Linked DNA regions of Homo sapiens: region 1 is linked to region 2. A link is a loop called in an ENCODE intact Hi-C map of the cell type or tissue named here. Cell type or tissue: IMR-90. All regions are shown on one strand. Links, peaks and the distances in the headings refer to the core of each region. The heading gives the core; the rest is flanking DNA.

What was found. Peaks named below come from ENCODE experiments on the same cell type or tissue, not always from the same donor. Only the 100,000 strongest peaks of a DNase experiment are listed, where the experiment ranks them.
Region 1: it touches region 2 in a loop (10-fold over the local background); 4 of 110 quality-filtered maps call a loop at or near these places.

Annotation. Positions count from the first base shown.
Region 1 is chr14:53,302,007-53,311,379 of GRCh38, forward strand. No RefSeq gene overlaps it. Among named protein-coding and RNA genes, the nearest start is that of DDHD1-DT, 150 kb to the left of the region's middle. RefSeq lists an enhancer at 4,245-4,539. In IMR-90, for the core only: a CTCF peak has its summit at 4,397 (motif pointing left); DNase peaks (open chromatin) are centred at 3,265, 4,405 and 5,085; H3K4me3 peaks cover 302 bases; H3K27ac peaks cover 848 bases.
Region 2 is chr14:52,460,885-52,470,257 of GRCh38, forward strand. TXNDC16 (thioredoxin domain containing 16) reads right to left here. Exons shown (of 21, transcript NM_020784.3): 16 at 9,153-9,289. Among named protein-coding and RNA genes, the nearest start is that of TXNDC16, 87 kb to the right of the region's middle. In IMR-90, for the core only: a CTCF peak has its summit at 5,576 (motif pointing right); a DNase peak (open chromatin) is centred at 5,557.

The sequences.
Region 1 (9,373 bases), core at 585-8,584, 840 kb after region 2:
TTATTGTGTGGGAGTCTAAGTCTCTTTGTAGGTCACTAAGGACTTGCTTTATGAATCTGGGTGCTCCTGTATTGGGTGCATATATATTTAGGATAGTTAGCTCTTCTTGTTGAATTGATCCCTTTACCATTATGTAATGGCCTTCTTTGTCTCTTCTGATCTTTGTTGGTTTAAAGTCTGTTTTATCCGAGACTAGGATTGCAACCCCTGCCTTTTTTTGTTTTCCATTTGCTTGGTAGATCTTCCTCCATCCTTTTGTTTTGAGCCTATGTGTGTCTCTGCACGTGAGATGGGTTTCCTGAATACAGCACACTGATGGGTCTTGACTCTTTATCCAATTTGCCAGTCTGTGTCTTTTAATTGGAGCATTTAGTCCATTTACATTTAAAGTTAATATTGTTATGTGTGAATTTGATCCTGTCATTATGATGTTAGCTGGTGATTTTGCTCGTTAGTTGATGCAGTCTCTTCCTAGCCTCGATGGTCTTTACAATTTGGCATGATTTTGCAGTGGCTGGTACCGGTTGTTCCTTTCCATGTTTAGTGCTTCCTTCAGGAGCTCTTTTAGGGCAGGCCTGGTGGTGACAAAATCTCTCAGCATTTGCTTGTCTGTAGAGGATTTTATTTCTCCTTCACTTATGAAGCTTAGTTTGGCTGGATATGAAATTCTGAGTTGAAAATTCTTTTCTTTAAGAATGTTGAATATTGGTCCCCACTCTCTTCTGGCTTGTAGAGTTTCTGCTGAGAGATCCGCTATTAGTCTGATGGGCTTCCCTTTGTGGGTAACCCGACCTTTCTCTCTGGCTGCCCTTAACATTTTTTCCTTCATTTCAACTTTGGTGAATCTGACAATTATGTGTCTTGGAGATGCTCTTCTTGAGGAGTATCTTTGTGGCATTCTCTGTATTTCCTGAATCTGAATGTTGGCCTGCCTTGCTAGATTGGGGAAGTTCTCCTGGATGATATCCTGCAGAGTGTTTTCCAACCTGGTTGCATTCTCACCGTCACTTTCAGGTACACCAATCAGACGTAGATTTGGTCTTTTCACATAGTCCCGTATTTCTTGGAGGCTTTGTTCGTTTCTTTTTATTCTTTTTTCTCTAAACTTCCCTTCTCGCTTCATTTCATTCATTTCATCTTCCATCACTGATACCCTTTCTTCCAGTTGATTCCATCGGCTCCTGAGGCTTCTGCATTCTTCACGTAGTTCTCGAGCCTTGGCTTTCAGCTGCATCACCTCCTTTAAGCACTTCTCTGTATTGGTTATTCTAGTTATACATTCGTCTAAATTTTTTTCAAAGTTTTTAACTTCTTTGCCTTTGGTTTTAATTTCCTCCTGTAGCTCGGAGTAGTTTGATCGTCTGAAGCCTTCTTCTCTCAACTCGTCAAAGTCATTTTCCATCCAGCTTTGTTCCGTTGCTGGTGAGGAACTGCGTTCCTTTGGAGGAGGAGAGGTGTTCTGCTTTTTAGAGTTTCCAGTTTTTCCATCAGCAGAATGATTTTAAGGACTGAACTAAAATCTAGAGAAAATGATTGAGAAATTTTGAGTAATTAGTCTCCAAAAGTTAAGGATGAGCTTTGGCCTTAGGATATTAAATGACTTGGGATAAGGAGCAGCAGCTCATGCCTATAATCCCAGCACTTTGGGAGGCTGAGATGGGCAGATCACCTGAGATCAGGAGTTCAAGACCAGCCTGGCCAACATGGCAAAACCCTGTCTCTACTGAAAATATAAAAATTAGCTGGATATGATGGTGCATGCTACTCGGGAGGCTGAGGCAGGAGAATTGCTTGAACTTGGGAGATGGAGGTTGTAGTGTGTGGAGATTGGGTCATTGCACTCCAGCCTGAGCAACAGAGCAAGACTCCGTCTCACAGAAAAAAAAAAAGACATGGGACACGTAGTATCCTTTGAAGTACTTATGGCACAACTTGCCTCTTAGAAGTTCTTGAAGATATGGAAGGAGAGCAAAGTGATGTGTGTTGTAGAAAACAGATGCTGCTGATTTGAATGAAGGTTCAACGTGAGAGCTTGGTCCATAAAGCAGACCCATGGACCTAGTCTACCCTACACTAACCTGCCTCCCCCACACGCACAAACTGTGGAGGAGAACGCCCCCACACATTCTGGCTCTGTTTCCCCTTGTACTGTGGGAATTTGAGCCTCCTTATCCTCACAAATGGTTCTGAAAGCCCTCAAAAGAGTATATCACCAGTGTATTATTTTCCAATTTCTGCTGTAACACATTACCACAGTCTTAGTGGCTTAAAACCACACACACTTATCTTATATAGTTCTGGGGGCTGTAAGTCTAAAATGGGTCGGCAGAGCCATGCTGCCTTGGGAAGCTCCACGGGAAAACCCATTTCGTTGCCTTTTCCAGCTTCTGAAGACTTCCTACATTTCTTAGCTTGAGGCCTCTTTCTTTATCTTTAAAGCCAGCAGTGCAGCATCTTTGTATCTCTCTCTGACCACTGCTTCTGTTGTTGTATCTTCTTCTCTGATTCTGACTCTCCTTCCTCCCTTTTCTAAGGACCCTGTGATTGATTGTCTTGGGCCCACCACATAATCCAGGATAATGTCCCCATCTCAACGTCCTTAATCACATCTACAATGTCCCTTTTGCCCTGTAAGGTAATGCACTCACAGCTTCTGGGGTTTAGGACGTGGGCATCTTTGGGGGGTCTTTATTCCACTACCGCAGCCAGTTCTCTGAGAACTAGTTGTTTTTGTCACAGCAGGAGGTCTGTGATTTTTCTTCTTCTGATACTGGGTCATTAAATGCTGGCTTCATTTGCAGCTGGGGCCTCTTCTTCATGAATGGCAGATGCAGCAGCAGTGTCACAGATGCCTCCCAAAGGCACCCTCTCTCTGTGGATGCTGCCAGTCTCCAAGATTGAGGATGGTGATGTCAGCCCTACGGCTGCCCAAGGCCAGTGCTGTTTTTATTGTTTCCACCACCATCAACACAGCCAGCAGCATGAGGGGGGCCAATAATGTCAACAGGTTTCAGCATTTTCTCCATCATCACCCTTGGGACTTGGATGTGAGTCTCCTGGATAAGCTGAGCGATGGTCACCCTGCTTTGTTAATGACCACACCACCCCTTGAACCCTGGCCCATTGGTTTTGAACCAGCTTCTCTCTTTCCCTTTGGGGTCATTCTGTCCCAGGAGGCTCCTCTGTTCCTCCTTACACCACAGCTGTCCTTCCAGGCTCAGATATTTTGGAATCTCAGTGTAAACACAGCTGGGACTCAGGCTGCCACGTAACACATGCTTCTCTTAGGCTACCTTCCCAAGTGTTTACATTCCATGCTGGAAGAACTTGGCTCCTTCAACAAACTCAGAGAAAGAATCAGTACAGTTCCTAATTTTTCACACTTTCTACCTAGTCTAGGATTGAGCATCTGGATCCAATTGGAGGCCACTTGTCCTAATTTAGCACTTCCTATTAATTTGTAAGGAATTACTATTGAAATACATAATTTAGCAACTTCAGATTTTACAAGCTATGGCAAGTGCCATACCAAATAGGATTTGACTGGATTTATTGCTGTTGAAAAGGAAATCTTTGATTTTTCTCCTCCTAGCTACTATTGATTCATTTCATACCAGAGTGTATAAAATTGGACCTATAGAAAACATTTTCTTCCCTCCCTTGATCTGGTTGGAAAAAATGTTTTCATTTCATGAAATAAACAGTGAAAGAATTTTCATGAATATGTATGTAGTTTTAATGAGTTTTGTTTCTCATGATGAAATGTATTAATATTTTATATGTTGCCCTCCCGGGAAATGGAGGAATCTGAGATCCTAGACTAGCTGCAGTTTGTCCAACAGGAATCAATATTCATAATGCTCAGGACAGTGGAACCTAATTCCCAGAACCTCTGGTTGTGGAGGCTGACCTGGGCAGAGGAGGCAGGCTGAGGAGGCATTGTTGCAGTAGGGAATATCCTGCACATACCCAGCTTCTTCACCTGGGTGGCGAGGACACAGGTTGCTGAAGACTCAGGAATGTGTATGCAAGTCTTTAAGGAGTAGGAAATGGGAGGGAGATGAGGGGTGGGCATGGTGGGAGGCTCCTGAGAGATATAAAAACAGGGTTCCAGTAGTTGGACTGTCGTCCTTCCACAGGCCTTTTCATTGATGTGCAAGAGTCATCTTTTGGTACCACTTCCTGGGGACGTTTCCTCCCTCGAGATTGATAACTGAGAATAACCCTAGCCATACTGGAATATAATTCCTGATATCCTGAAAGTGTATTTTCACATTCAGATATACAACTATACCCAGGTGTACCTATTCCCGTTAATTTTGGGCATGGCGCGGTAGCTGAGGCCCATGGATTGAAACAAAGACCGCTTCTGCCATCTGCTGGGCACTCTGAGGAACTCAAAGGATTTTTCCACAGGAAGAGGGGGAGTTTGATGAATTTCGTTTCAAATTTACTTTAGCACTTGAGAATTTAGCCAAGTATTAAACAGATTAATTTTTGCCTTTGTGAAGGCTTGCATGACTTTGATCATTCAGTCGTTTTAATGAACTCAACGTGGTTGTTTCCGATTTGGCCTTGAAAGCCTTGGCATGTCGCCGTGCTCTGAGTGGGAGCCTCGCTGCCTCCAGCTTGGGTTTCTCAGTTTTGGCAGGGCTTTCCTTCCCACTGATGGAAGATTTACAGAGGAAAAAAAAATCATTATGTCTGAAATTCTGCCAGGATACATCAGCGTATTTCCAGGCTGCCATCTACCGTGTAACTCTCTGAAGATTTAATATGAAAATTAAAAAAAAAATTGCAGTGCACCTGCTCCTAAGGAAAACTACCTTGTCGTAGGATCGCATGCTTTTATTAAATTAGAGAATTTTAAATTGTATTTATGAGGATGTACAACTTGGGTTTCTTCCCTTAGGCTTCCTGGTCTCTGTGTTAAGTACAACTTGCCTCCAAGGTCACCCTCCCACCCTCCATAATTAGCCCAGAAATTTAACAGGGGCTTCTGGCAGCAGTTTTACCCAGCAAGCTTAGCGTAGCACTATTTGTGGTCAGATCCTGAGTGATTCAGCAGCTCTACTATCCTTAGAGTCTTGTCTCATCCCACACAAAGCCCTTTTCAGACCCAGTTTGACATTCTGATATTGTACCATGGCCCCGCAGGGTCAGGGAGTATAATGTGGTGATTCAATAGCTGTCTTGGAGCAGAAAAAGGGCATTCAGTGGTGGGTTAAAGGGCAGGCTGGTGACAAGGAGGGAGCAAGACAACATTCTACAGATTCTGCAGCTTTGCTTGGCTAGGAGCGAAACATCTCACCTCGAAAAATGGCTTCAGAGGCACAAAAATTATTTTCTTTGTTACTTAGCTTTTTAGTATCAGGACCTCAGACCTGAGTTGGTAGGGTATGACTAGATAGGAGAAGTTCCTCTCTGTGGGGTCCCTTCCTTGGCATACTGTTTTGTGGTAAATGGACTGAAACAGAATTCATTGAAGTCAACTGAAGTCACTGAGAATGTCTGCTTAAGTTGTTGAACATTACAGTTTTGGTGATATGCTTGGAAGCTAAAATCCATGACGGGCTTCTCCAAATTTTATCCTCTTATTTTCTTTGACTGGTTTCTGTACCTGGTCCAGTTTTAAAAGCTATTTGTGACCATGCTGGATGTCAGAATAAGAGAGCACTCAAGAGAAGTGAGATTATTGGGTTTGGTCCATGGGATATTTCATACCTAGAGTAGCCTTCCATTTCAGAGCTATTTTAAAGCTGGTTCCTCACTTTGTTGAGAGCAGTTGAGAGCAAACTGATGGATGGGGATGTGAGAAATAAGTTCTCCTGGACATGATTTGCAGTCTATACATATTTACCTTTTAGAGAAAAAGGAAATGACAGCCACAATTTGTCCTTCGCTGATTAACATGCCATTTCTCACTGTTTTGATAAGCAACAACAACAATAAATCCCACCTCTTGCCATATTTCTCAGACCTGGGAAACTTGTGTTAAGTCAAACTTTGTTCCAAGTTGACTGTCCCACTCTGAGGGCAACTTGAAGGGGTGACAATGCCTAGATGATCTGAGTTTTACTAATACTAAGCAAATTGTGGTTATTTGCTTCGGGCAGACTGAAAGGAAATTTATCCTTGCAACATTTATGAAGATCTTGTTTGCTAAGCAACTTAGTATTATCAAGGAAGGTGGGATTGTATTGTAGAGAACTGCTTTGCTAGATAGCAGGACATTTAGGATCTGGTTTCATTCTGGCACTCACCAACTGTGTGATCCTGGCTTTTATCTTTTTAGCCTAAGTTTCCTCATCTGGAAAGTGGTTGGCATGATGATTTCTGTAGTCCTTTTAAGTTTTAGAATACCATAATCTACCTTTGCAAGAAGAAGAGTCATTTTTGAGGAATATAGATAACATTCTAATTAATCTCGTATCTTCATTTAAATAGACTTTGAAATATTATGTGAGCAGTTAAAATATAGCCCCTATTCATCTATATGTCTATCTCTCATCTACCTCTTTTTTCATTCTTTTCATTCATCTGCCTACCTGTATATATAATATTGGGTTATCAAGTAGGCAGATTAAGCCTGTACTCAAGCAGTGGTACCAAAAATATTTTGGAAATAATTTGATATATGAAAAAACTTATCAAAATGGTCATTCTGAGAAAAATTACCTTTATTAATTTCTTTATACCGATTTTATGTGTTAACATTGTATATATGGGAAGTAGTAGTCTTGTAACCTTTTAGTTTTTAGGGCTTCTATAGGTATTTATTTATTTATTTATTTAATTAATTTCAATAGTTTTTTTTGGGGAACAGGTGGTGTTTGGTTGCATGGAAAAGTTCTTCAGTGGTGATTCTGAGATTTTGGTACACCTGAGCAGTGTACACTGCACCCTATTTGTAGTCTTTTATCCCTTACCCCCCTCCCACGCTTCACCCTGAGTCCCCAGAATCCATTATTTTATTCTTAGGTGTTTGGGTCCTCATAGCTTAGCTTCCACTTATAAATGAAAACATGTGACTTTTGGTTTTCCATTTCCGAGTTACTTCATTTAGAATAATGGTCTCCAACTCCATCCAGGTTGCTACAAATGCCATTATTTCATTCCTTTTTATGGCTCAGTAGTATTCCATGGTGTGTGTGTGTGTGTGTGTGTGTGTGTGTGTGTATGTATGTATCTCACATTTTCTTTATCCACTTGTTGGTTGCTTTCATGTTTTTGCAATTGAGAATTGTGCTGCTATAAACGTGTGTGCAAGTGTGTTTTTTCATATAATAACTTATTTTCCTCTGGGTAGATACCCAGTAGTGGGACTGCTGGATCAAATTGTAGTTCTACTTTTAGTTCTTTAAGGAATCCCCATACTATTTTCGATAGTGTTTGTACCAGTTTACATACCCACCAGAAGTATAAAAGTGTTGCCTTTTCACCACATCCGTGCCAACATCTGTTAACATTGTTTTGGTCAATCTTTCCCACTTGGAATGGCTGTATTTGCCCAATGCCTGTACCCCTGTTGTATCTAGGAAGTAATTAACATGCTTTTAATTTTACAAGCTTATAGGTGGAAGGGACTTGCCTTTTCTCAGATGAGACTTTTGACTGTGGACTTTTGAGTTAATGCTGAAATGAGTTAAGACTTTAGGGGACTGTTGGGAAGCCATCATTGGTCTTGAAATGTGAGGACATGAGATTTGGGAGGGGCCAGGGGTGAAATGATATGGTTTGGCTGTGTTGCCACCCAAATCTCATCTTGAATTCCCATGTGTTGTGGGAGGACCTGGTGGGAAGTAATTGAATCATGGGGTAGGTCTTTCACATGGGAAAGAGGTTTCCCTGCACAAGTTCTCTTTCCCTGCTGCCATCCATTTAAGACATGACTTGCTCCTCCTTGCCTTCCACCATGATTGTGAGGCCTACCCAGCCATGTGGAACTGTAGTCCATTAAACCTGTTTATTTTGTAAATTGCCCAGTCTCAGGTATGTCTTTATCAGCAGCATGGAAACAGACCAATACATCACCCTAATACCAAAACCAGGAAAGGACATAACAAAAAAAGGAAAACTACAGACCAATATCCCTGATAAAAACAGATGCAAAAATCCTCCACAAGATACTAGCTAACCAAATTCAACAGCATATCAAAAAGATAATACACCGTGATCAAGTGGGTTTCATACCAGGGATGGTTTAACATGTGCAAATCAATAAATGTGATACATCACATAAACAGAATTAAAAACAAAAATTATATGATCATCTCAACAGATGCAGAAAAAGCATTTGGCAAAATCCAGCATCGCTTTGTGATTAAAATCAGCAAAATCGGCATATAAGAAACATACCTTAAGGTAATAAAAGCCATCTAGGACAAACACACGGCCAACATTATACTGAATGGGGAAAAGTTGGAAGCATTCTTCTTGAGAACTGGAATAAGACAAGGATGCCCAGTTTCACCACTGCTATTCAACATTGTACTGGAAGTCCTAGCCAGAGCAATTAGACAAGAGAAACACATAAAGGACATCCAAATAGGTAAAGAGGAAGTGAAACTGTCACTGTTCTTTGATGACATAATTATATACCTAGAAAACCCCAAAGACTCACTCAAAAAGCTCCTAGGTCTGATATATGAATTCAATAAAGTTTCAGCATACAAAATCAATGTACACAAATCAGTAGCACCGCTATACACCAACAACGATCAAGCTGAGAATCAAATCAAGAACTCAACCCCTTTTACAACAGCTGTGAAGAAAAATAAAGTACTTAGGAATATACCTAACCAAAGAGGCAAAAGATGTCTACAAGGAAACCTACAAAACACTGCTGAAAGAAATCATAGATGACACAAACAAATGGAAACACATTCTCTCATGGATGGGTAGAATCAATATTGTGAAAATGGCCATACTGCCAAAAGCAATCTACAGATTCAATGCAATTTACATCAAAATGCCATCATCATTCTTCACAGAACTAGAAAAAACAATCCTAAAATTCATATGGAACCAAAAAAAAAAAAAAAAAAAAGACTGCACATGGCCAAAGCAAGACTAAGCAAAAAGAACAAATCTGGAGGCATCACATTAGCCAAATTCAAACTATACTACAAGGATATAGTTACCAAAACAGCATGGTACTGGTATAAAAGTAGGCATGTAGACCAATGGAACAGAATAGAAAACCCAGAAATAAAGCCAAATATTTATAGCCAACTGATCTTCAACAAAGCAAACAAAAACAAAGTGGGGAAAGTACACTGTATTCAACAAATGATGCTGGAATCATTGGCAAGCCACGTGTAGAAGAATGAAACTAGATCTTCACCTCTCACCTTATACAAAAATCAACTCA
Region 2 (9,373 bases), core at 899-8,898:
ATTCTTTTATTAGTGTATTATCAATTCTAAAGCTGATTTTAATAAAAACTTATATACAAATCTCATTTCAGTCAGCTTTTAATCACACAAGATTTTAAAATAAACTTTGTAATCTCATAACAATTTTGAAGTTTTCTAACTTTCTACAATTTATTTAGTTTTATCTATATCTTTTAGTTCTTTTAATTTGAAACAATCTTTAAATAACTTCTTTTTTTCTCACATTTTTATGCCTTTATAACTTTCCTCACCAAAAATATATCTTGCTTTTTTAATAGACTCTTTATTTAGAATTCTCTTACATTTAGTAGTTTTAATTATATTATGTTAGCTATAATTTTGACTCTTAGTAACCCAAATTTCTAGTAAAAACCTAGAAATTAATTTTGAACTGTTTTATATCAATATTTGTAGATGAAAATCATTTATAATTTTTAGATATTTTAATTTTATTAACAAATCTAAATATATTTAGCTTTTTTATATCATGTAAAAATAAGATGTCAAAGTACATAAACAAACATATGTTTGATAATTAATTTTAGTATTTTAACTTATTTAGGAATGACTCAGACATTTTATTATTATTTAACATGACTTAAAGATTTTTAATTATTGGAAAATAAATTATGACACAGGTACCCTCCTTAATGTCTTTCTCAGTTGTCCTTAGTCCTGAGTACCCATGTGGCACCTGATGCCTATAAAAGGCAGGGCTCTTTTGGGTCCTAAATTTACATACCAGATGTCAGGACAGAAGACAGAGCTGTGAAGAGGATGTCTGGTGGATCTGACCACTCCCAGCATGGCCATGAGGCAAATCTGGGCCAAGCAAGGAGGAACAAGGGGCCCTGCAGCAGGTGGCCTAAGCATTGACGACATGCCTCCAGGCCTTACCATGGCCACCTGTCCAGACCCCAGAATCTTGAAGCTCAAAACCAAAGACCAGCTTATAGTAAGATGTGTGCAAAGCTCTAGGGAAGCTCAACAGCCAGCTTTAGCCCACAGACAAATCAAGCAAGTGCCAAAAATATTATAGAAAATTAGCAGTTTTATGACCTTAAAACATGTAAAGACAGCATAAACCTGTCTGACCAGTAGATCCAGGCAAAAATATCTGAATTATATTTAAGTTACACTCTTGAAGCCATTTTTATTTTACTTTGTTAACAACTTTGAAACTAGATTTACCAAATATCACACATACATAACACATATAGACATAGAGACATCCAGACAGAAGCAGATTTTATGGCTTTTATACAAAATTTTCATTTGCTGGCTTTTAAATGGTTTCTCTTTTATTTTTTTAAACCTATAGTCAGCAAGTTCTTTATATTTTTGTTTATATTTTTTTTTAGAGACACAGTCTTCCTGTGTAGCCTAGGCTGGTCTTGAACTCTTAGCCTCAAACATTCCCCCCACCTCAGCTTCCTGAGTAGCTGGGATTAGACAGACTCTCACTCCATCATCCAGACTGAGTGCAGTGGCACAATCTTGGCTCATTGCAATCTCCGCCTCCTGGGTTGAAGCAATTCTTATGCCTCAGCCTCCCAAATAGCTGGAATTACAGGCACATGCCACCATGCCTGGCTAATTTTTGTATTTTTAGTAGAGACAGGGTTTCACCATGTTGCCCAGCCTGGCTGGTGTTAAAAACTCCTGACCTCAAGTGATCTGCCTGCCTCGGCCTCCCAAAATGCTGGGATTATAGGCATGTGGAAATATAAGCCACTGTTCCTGGCCCTGGCTACCTGTTATAAAGGGTCTTTTAAAACAGGCAATAAAAATACTGAAATCTTTTCAGAAGCTTCTGCACACCAATAGGCATCCCTGAATAAGCCTAATTAGAGAGTCCTCATTTTTAAATGTACTTCTAAAGTGTAGCATTTTTCATTTGAAATGTTCTACTGCAACTTTAAATTACCTTTAGTAACATTTTGCCATTTTTGTAAGTGTTTGTAGGTAGTTGTAGCCAGAAAGTGGAGTACTCAGTTCTTCAGAAATTAAGGATCTCATTTTTATGTTGAATCTTGGCTTTGGCTCTCAGATTTCCTCACAACTTAGTCATTGACTTTTTTCCTACCTATGAGTGCAAGAAAAAGAAACAAAGGGGATAGAACACAAAAGTCCCTGCAAATTTCTGAAAGCTGAAGTTCATACTACCTACAATATTGCCATTTACTGTCAGTTTCTGTCTGATTCAGACATCTGAGGCCTTTAACTAGATCTAAGTCAGTTAATTATCAGACCTAATTTGATCCTGGACCCAGTCCAGTTTCTGTAACAACTTCCAAACCCAGTTCAGATAAAAAAAAAAAAAAATCTGCTCAAACAAACTCAGATAGCTCAGAACACAAAGCCGTGGAGCTTCAAAGTCTGAAAGAGAACTTACCCACGATCCCCAGTGGCTGCGAGAGAGCAATGGACACAATGGGCCCAGCGGGTACACCATTTGGTCACTCTATGCTTCCGGGGGTCGCTGGAAGTTCTACTATAGGTCCTATTTCTGACACCATCTGTTAAAAGAAAAACTTTGAACTAAATTTAATAGAGTTTAACCGATCAAAGAACCATTTGCGGCTGGGCAGCCCCCCCAAACCAGAATAGGTTCATGGCAACCTCAGTGCTACCATGAAGTCAGAAAGGATTTACAGACAGTAAGAGGAAGTGAGGTGAAGAAATAGCTGGATTGGTTACAGCTTGGCATTTGTCTTATTTGAACAGGATTTGAACAGTTGGCCACCTTTGATTGACCAAAACTTGGTGAGTGGTATAAGAGTTGGTTATAGTCTGTTTATACATTTAGTTAGGTTACAGTTCACTACTTATAGAGAAACCTTTAGTCTGAACTTAAAATATATACGGAGGCAGCTTTAGGCTAAATTTAACACGAGTTAGCTTTTATTAACAAAACACAAATTTATATAGAAATGTTAATAAATTCATAAGATTTTTATCATTATTTATTCTCTCTTCAATAGATGTTGATAGTCCAGCTACTAATATATCAGTGTTTGCAAAAAAACAAAAACAAACTAAAAGAAATAAAAAGGAACGAATATCTAACTGACAATGTTGGGAACAATCAATCCAGTCAAATAATGAAGTTATCATATCCAGGCTACATCATTCTGGCACACCAGAACTACCTTTAAATAATTTAACATTACGTTTTTGACTTGTATTGCGAGATGACTGTATGTACATTTTATCATCATTTGTGTAAAAATATGATCAAGTACACCATTTCTTATGTTGATTCCCAATGTAAAAAATAATATGAAAAATTCTTTTCAATATTTGAATTAGGAAAAAGTTTTCTCTGTGGATTAATCAGCATCCTAACTTGTGTGTTGTGATTTATTACATATGACGATAGACGGCAAAAATTTCATCTTTTTGTTTCTAGTTGCTACCAGATTGCTTAGGGCTAAGTTTTATGACAAACGACAGTGTTTTCTAGACTTTCTACATAATTACCCCCTACTGTTTTATTGCTGAGTTTTTACACTGTTTTCAATGATTTTATCCTATTTGTGCTTTTTATGATCTGAAGACTTAAATTCTTCTTGGAAGGAGGCCTAGTGTGAATAATAAATGAGAAGGTTAGGGCACCAGGCACCTGAGGTACAGAGAGGACACTGTCAACCGTTGGAGCAAAAACATTCAAAAGGGAAGGAAGGTGGAGGAGTAAAACACAGACTTACTTCCCAATTTTTCATAAAAATTTTTTTTTTCATTAGAAGGTTATGCTCTCTATAAGGCCAGGTGCGGTGGCTCACGCCTATAATCTCAGCACTTTGGGAGGCTCAGGTGGGCAGATCACTACAGGCCAGGAGTTTGAGACCAGCCTGGCCAACACAGTGAAACCCTGTCTCTACTAAAAAGACAAAAAATTAGCTGGGCGTGCTGCTGCATGGCACATGTCTGTGGTCTCAGTACTTGGGAGGCTGAGGCATGAAAACTGCATGAACCTGGGAGGTGGAGGTTGCAGTGAGCCAACATCATGCCACTGCATGTCACTGAGCCTGGGTGACAGAGCAAGACTCTGTCTCAAAAAAAATAAAAAATATAAAGATATGCTCTCTAGGATTTTGCCTTCAAAGATGATAAGCCACAGGGCACATATTAATATTCTTATTATTTATTTTTTGTAAGTTCCTTTCGTTTTTACTTTTTACAATTCTGAAAACAAAGTAGAAAAAAATTGCTAGATGTAAATTTGTAGAAAGCAAAATTTAATATGTAGTTAATAGTATCTACTATGTGCAAACATAATGCTAGACCAGTGGGGTCCTCTTCTCAGACAAATATTCTTAAACTCTTTCATTCAGAATTTGAAATCCAACTCAAGAAAAGAAAAACAAGGAGGAGGGAAGTTTCCTAGATAAATGGTAAGAGTTAGTATAATGAAGTAAACATTGGCCAGGCGCAGTGGCTCACGCCTGCAATGCCAGCACTTTGGGAGGCCGAGGCGGGTGGATCACGAGGTGAGGAGATCGAGACCATCCTGGCTAACACGGTGAAACCCCGTCTCTACTAAAAATACAAAGAGTCAGCCGGGCTTGGTGGCGGGCGCCTGTAGTCCCAACTACTCGGGAGACTGAGGCAGGAGAATGGCGTGAACCTGGGAGGCCGAGCTTGCAGTGAGCCGAGATCGCGCCACTGCACTCCAGCCTGGGCGACAGAGCAAGACTCCATCTCAAAAAAAAAAAAAAAAAAATTGAGGGTTTTGTTACCGACTCAAGAGGCCACCTAGATGCAAAAGCAACAAATAACATTCCCAGAAATACTATCGGTCAGAAAAAACACCCTATGTGTACCCTTCCTTAAAAACTTATTGAAAGACACATTCCTGTGAAGCAAGAGATAAATAAAGAGTAACGGTCTAAGTAAAGAGAAGGTGTGATATTTAAAAAATACTGTAGTTTATGCTGCCATGTAAAACTATCAAAGTAAAAATAATTGTTATAAGCATATCAAAGTTGAATGCAAAAACATTAATTTGAATTGCATCAAAAATAAGATGAATTAATAAGTAGAAAGATATACAGGTATATACTAAAGCAAATATAAAATGTTAATGGTAGAATCTAGGTGGTGAGTATATGGGTGTTCACTGTACAATTCTTTGAACTTTGCTGTGTGCTTGAAAAAGTTCATAATAAAATGTTGGAAAAGTGAATGAAGGATTTTCTTTCAAAAATTTCCAACATTTTATTACGTATGATGCAATAAATAATTAAATAAATAAATAAAAGCTCAGCAATAAAGGTAATATGAATCCATAACATGAAACCATGGCATACAAAGAAAAAAAAACCATAGAACCCCATCTCTACTAAAAATACAAAAAGTAGCCAGGCATGGTGGCACATGCCTGTAGTCCCAACAACCTGGGAGAATGAGGCAGGAGAAATGCCTGAACCTGGGAGGCAGAGGTTGCAGTGAGCTGAGATCACACCACTGCACTCCAACCCGGATGACAGAACAAGACTCTGTCTCAAAAAAAAAAAAAAAAAAAAAAAAGACTTCAAAAAAGAAATTAAAAGCATCTTCCACAAGAGGGAGTCCAAATCATTGAAACGATCTTTAACTTTATAGGTTCAAATATGTTTTTGGGGAACATTTTCTCTAGTCCTGGAGAAAATACAAGCAAAAGAAGCAGACACCATATTTTAAAAAATAAAGAAAAATGGCCAGGCGCGGTGGCTCATGCCTGTAATCCCAGCACTTTGGGAGGCCGAGATAGGCGGATCACAAGGTCAGGAGATGGAAACCATCCTGGCTAATGCGTTAAAACCCCGTCTCTATTAAAAATATAAAAAAATTAGCGGGGCATGGTGGCAGGCTCCTGTAGTCCCAGCTACTCGGGAGGCTGAGGCAGGAGAATGGCGTGAACCCGGGAGGCGGAGCTTGCAGTGAGCCGAGATCACGCCACTGCACTCCAGCCTGGGTGACAGAGCAAGACTCCATCTCAAAAAATAATAATAATAAAAAATAAAGAAAAACAATAATGAAGCATAAAACAAGCAGCAGATATCCAAATCAGTTAAGAGAATAAGTATAAATTACTAATGTTCACCTAGTAGAGTCAATAGAAAAAAAAACAAGAAAATATTTAAAAAGACAGATCAGAGACTTGACTCTATATTCAACATGTATTATAAAACTAATAGACTAAGTATCAATAGGTAAAGTGAATAAAATAGAAAACAATTAAACAGACATATATCACACACACACACATATAGATAAGGACAACATGGTGCTGGTGAAATCACATATAGAGGAGAAAAAAAGGATAAACGTTAACTATTAGAAAAAAAATTAAGTTGGCACCAACACTCATCCCATGCACTAAAATATCTAAAGGGTTAAAAACTTTTAAAAAAGGGAAAAAAATCACAATCAACAGAGTAAAAAAGCAATCTATGGAATGAGAGAAAATATTTACAAATCAAATCTTTGATAAAGGATAATATCCAGAATATATAAAGAATTTCTGCAACAAAAATATAAATAACCCAATTTAAAAACAGGCAAAGGAGTTACAGACATTTCTCCAAAGAATATATACAAATGACCAAGAAGCATAATGAAAAGATGCTCAGCATCACTAATCGTCTGGGAAATGCAAATCAAAGCCACAACAAGATATCACCTCACACCCATTAAGATGGCTATCATAAAAAATAAAATAAAATAACGAATATTGGCAAGGATGTTAAAGTCATTGGAACCCCTGTACACTGTTGGTAGGAATGTAAAATGATGCAGCCAGGGCGGAAAATAGTACTGCGGTTCCTCAAAAACTAAAAACAGAATTACCATATGACCCAGCAATTCCACTTCTCAGTATGTACTCAAAATAATTGAAAGCAGAGTACCAGAGAGATATTTCCATACCCATGTTCACAACCGCGTTATTCACAACAGCCAAGAGGTAGAAGTAACCCAAAAATTCATTAATGGATAAACAGATAAACAAAATAAGATATATACATACAATGGAATACTATTCGGCCTAAATTGGAAGGAAATTCTGACACACACTACAATATAGATGAACCCTGAAGACATTATGCTAAGTGAAATAAGTCAGTCAGAAAAAGATAAATACTGTATGATTCCACCTGTATGAGGTACATAGAGTAGCCAGACTCATATAAACAGAAAGTAGAGTGGTGGTTACCAGGGCCTGGGAGGAGGATGAAATGAAAAGCTGTTGTTTAATGAGTACAGAGTTTCAGTTTTGCAAGATGAAAATGTTCTGGAGATTAGTTGTACAACAATGTGAATATACTTAATACTTGTAAAACATACACTTAAAAATGGGTAAGATGGTAAATTTTACGTTATGTGTATGTTATCAAAATTTTTTTAAAAGAAAAAATATACAAAGCAAGACAAATTAAAATAGGAAAATATTGTAAATTAAAGCAAGAAAAAATACAGGTGAATATTAGGTGACAAAAATGATAGGGTTTTTTATAGCTAAAAGCAATAGAAGAAATCTTAAAATCAATAGATTAAAAAAATTTTAAACTGTGATATACAAAATTATCATTAAACAAAGCTAAAGAGCAAATAACAGACTGAGGGAAAATAACTGAAACAAAATGACAAAAGCTTAATATCCTTAATATACAAAGGTCTCACACCAATTCATTAGACAAACAGTAAAACTCCATTTTAAAAAGTGAGTGGGCAAGTACAGTGGCTCATGCCTATACTACCAGCACTTTGGGAGGCCAGGGCAGGAAAACTGCTTGAGCCCAGGAGTTTGAGACCAGCCTGGGCAACACAGGGAGACCTCATCTCTATGAAAAATTAAAAAATTAGTGGGCATGGTGGCACATGTCTATAATCCTAGCTACTCAGGAGGCTGAGGTGGGAGGCTCACTTAAGCCCAGGAGGTTGAGTGTGCAGTGAGCTGTGATTGTGTCACTGTACTCCAACCTGGGCAATAGGGCGAGACCCTGTCTCAAAAAAAAAAACAAAAAACCATGAGTAATGTATATAACCTACAATTTATAGAAGACATACGTTATTCTATTGGGAACCTAAACTCATTATATGGTCTAAAATCCATACAAAGACTCAAAAATATTCTTCACATACAGAAGGAAAAAAAAAGGAAACAGTACAAATATTGTTCATAAATAGTTAAATAAGGCCAGGTGTGGTGGCTCACATCTGTAATCCCAACACTTCGGCAGGCCAAGATGGGTGGATCACTTGAGCTCAGAAGTTCAAGACCAGCCTGGGCAACATGGTGAAATCCTGTCTCTACAAAAACACAAAAAATTAGCTGGGCATGGTGGCACATGTCTGTGGTCCCAGTTACTCAGGAGGTTGAGATGGGAGGATTGCTTGAGCCCAGGAAGCAGAGATTGCAGTGAGCCGAGATCATGCCATTGCACTCCAGCCTAGGTGACAGAGCAAGATCTCGTCTCAAAAAAAAAAACAAAAAACAAATTTAAATACATTTTGATATATATATTCACCAAATATTATGTAGCCATAATGTTCATGAAGAATATCAATACATCATTGTAATGTTAAATAAAAACAAGATTCTGGCTAGGTGCGGTGGCTCACCCCAGCACTTTGGGAGGCCAAGGCAGGCGGATCATGAGGTCAAGAGATGGAGACCATCCTGGCCAACATGGTGAAACCCCGTCTCTACTAAACACACAAAAATTAGCTGGGCATGGTGGCATGTGCCTGTAGTCCCAGCTACTCAGGAGGCTGAGGCAGGAGAATCACTTGAACCCAGGAGGCAGAGGTTGCAGTGAGCCGACATCACGCCACTGCACTCCAGCTTGGTGACAGAGCGAGACTCTGTCTCAAAAAAACAAAACAAACAAAAAAAACGCAAGATTCTAACCTAGATACACAGTTTTAGCCCAATTATGTTAAAACATACATAAATATGCAATCTGTAGGTACACAGAAAAAAGATGGAAGAAATTACATCAAAATTTAACACTATCTCTGAATAATTAGCTTACGATATTTTATTTTTCTTCAAACTTCTCCATAATTTTGAAATTCTCTATAATTTAAAAAGATATTCTTAAAAAATAAAACTAGCAAGCAATGATATACTCTACTGTATAATTTAAAAGCTCAGCTCTGCTTACCTGTTTTCATGGTTGGACTAAATAGTCCCAATACTGACACACTAGAATACAAGATGAGGTCTTTATATAATTCCCCACTTAAATATTCTTCTGCTTCTTGGATCGATGTTATATTCACTGGATATGAAATCCTGTTGCTGGATAAACATATAACTATATTACAAATTAATTTTTTAAGATATTTTCAGTTTGTAAAAAAAAAGCATACTAAACATAGCAAA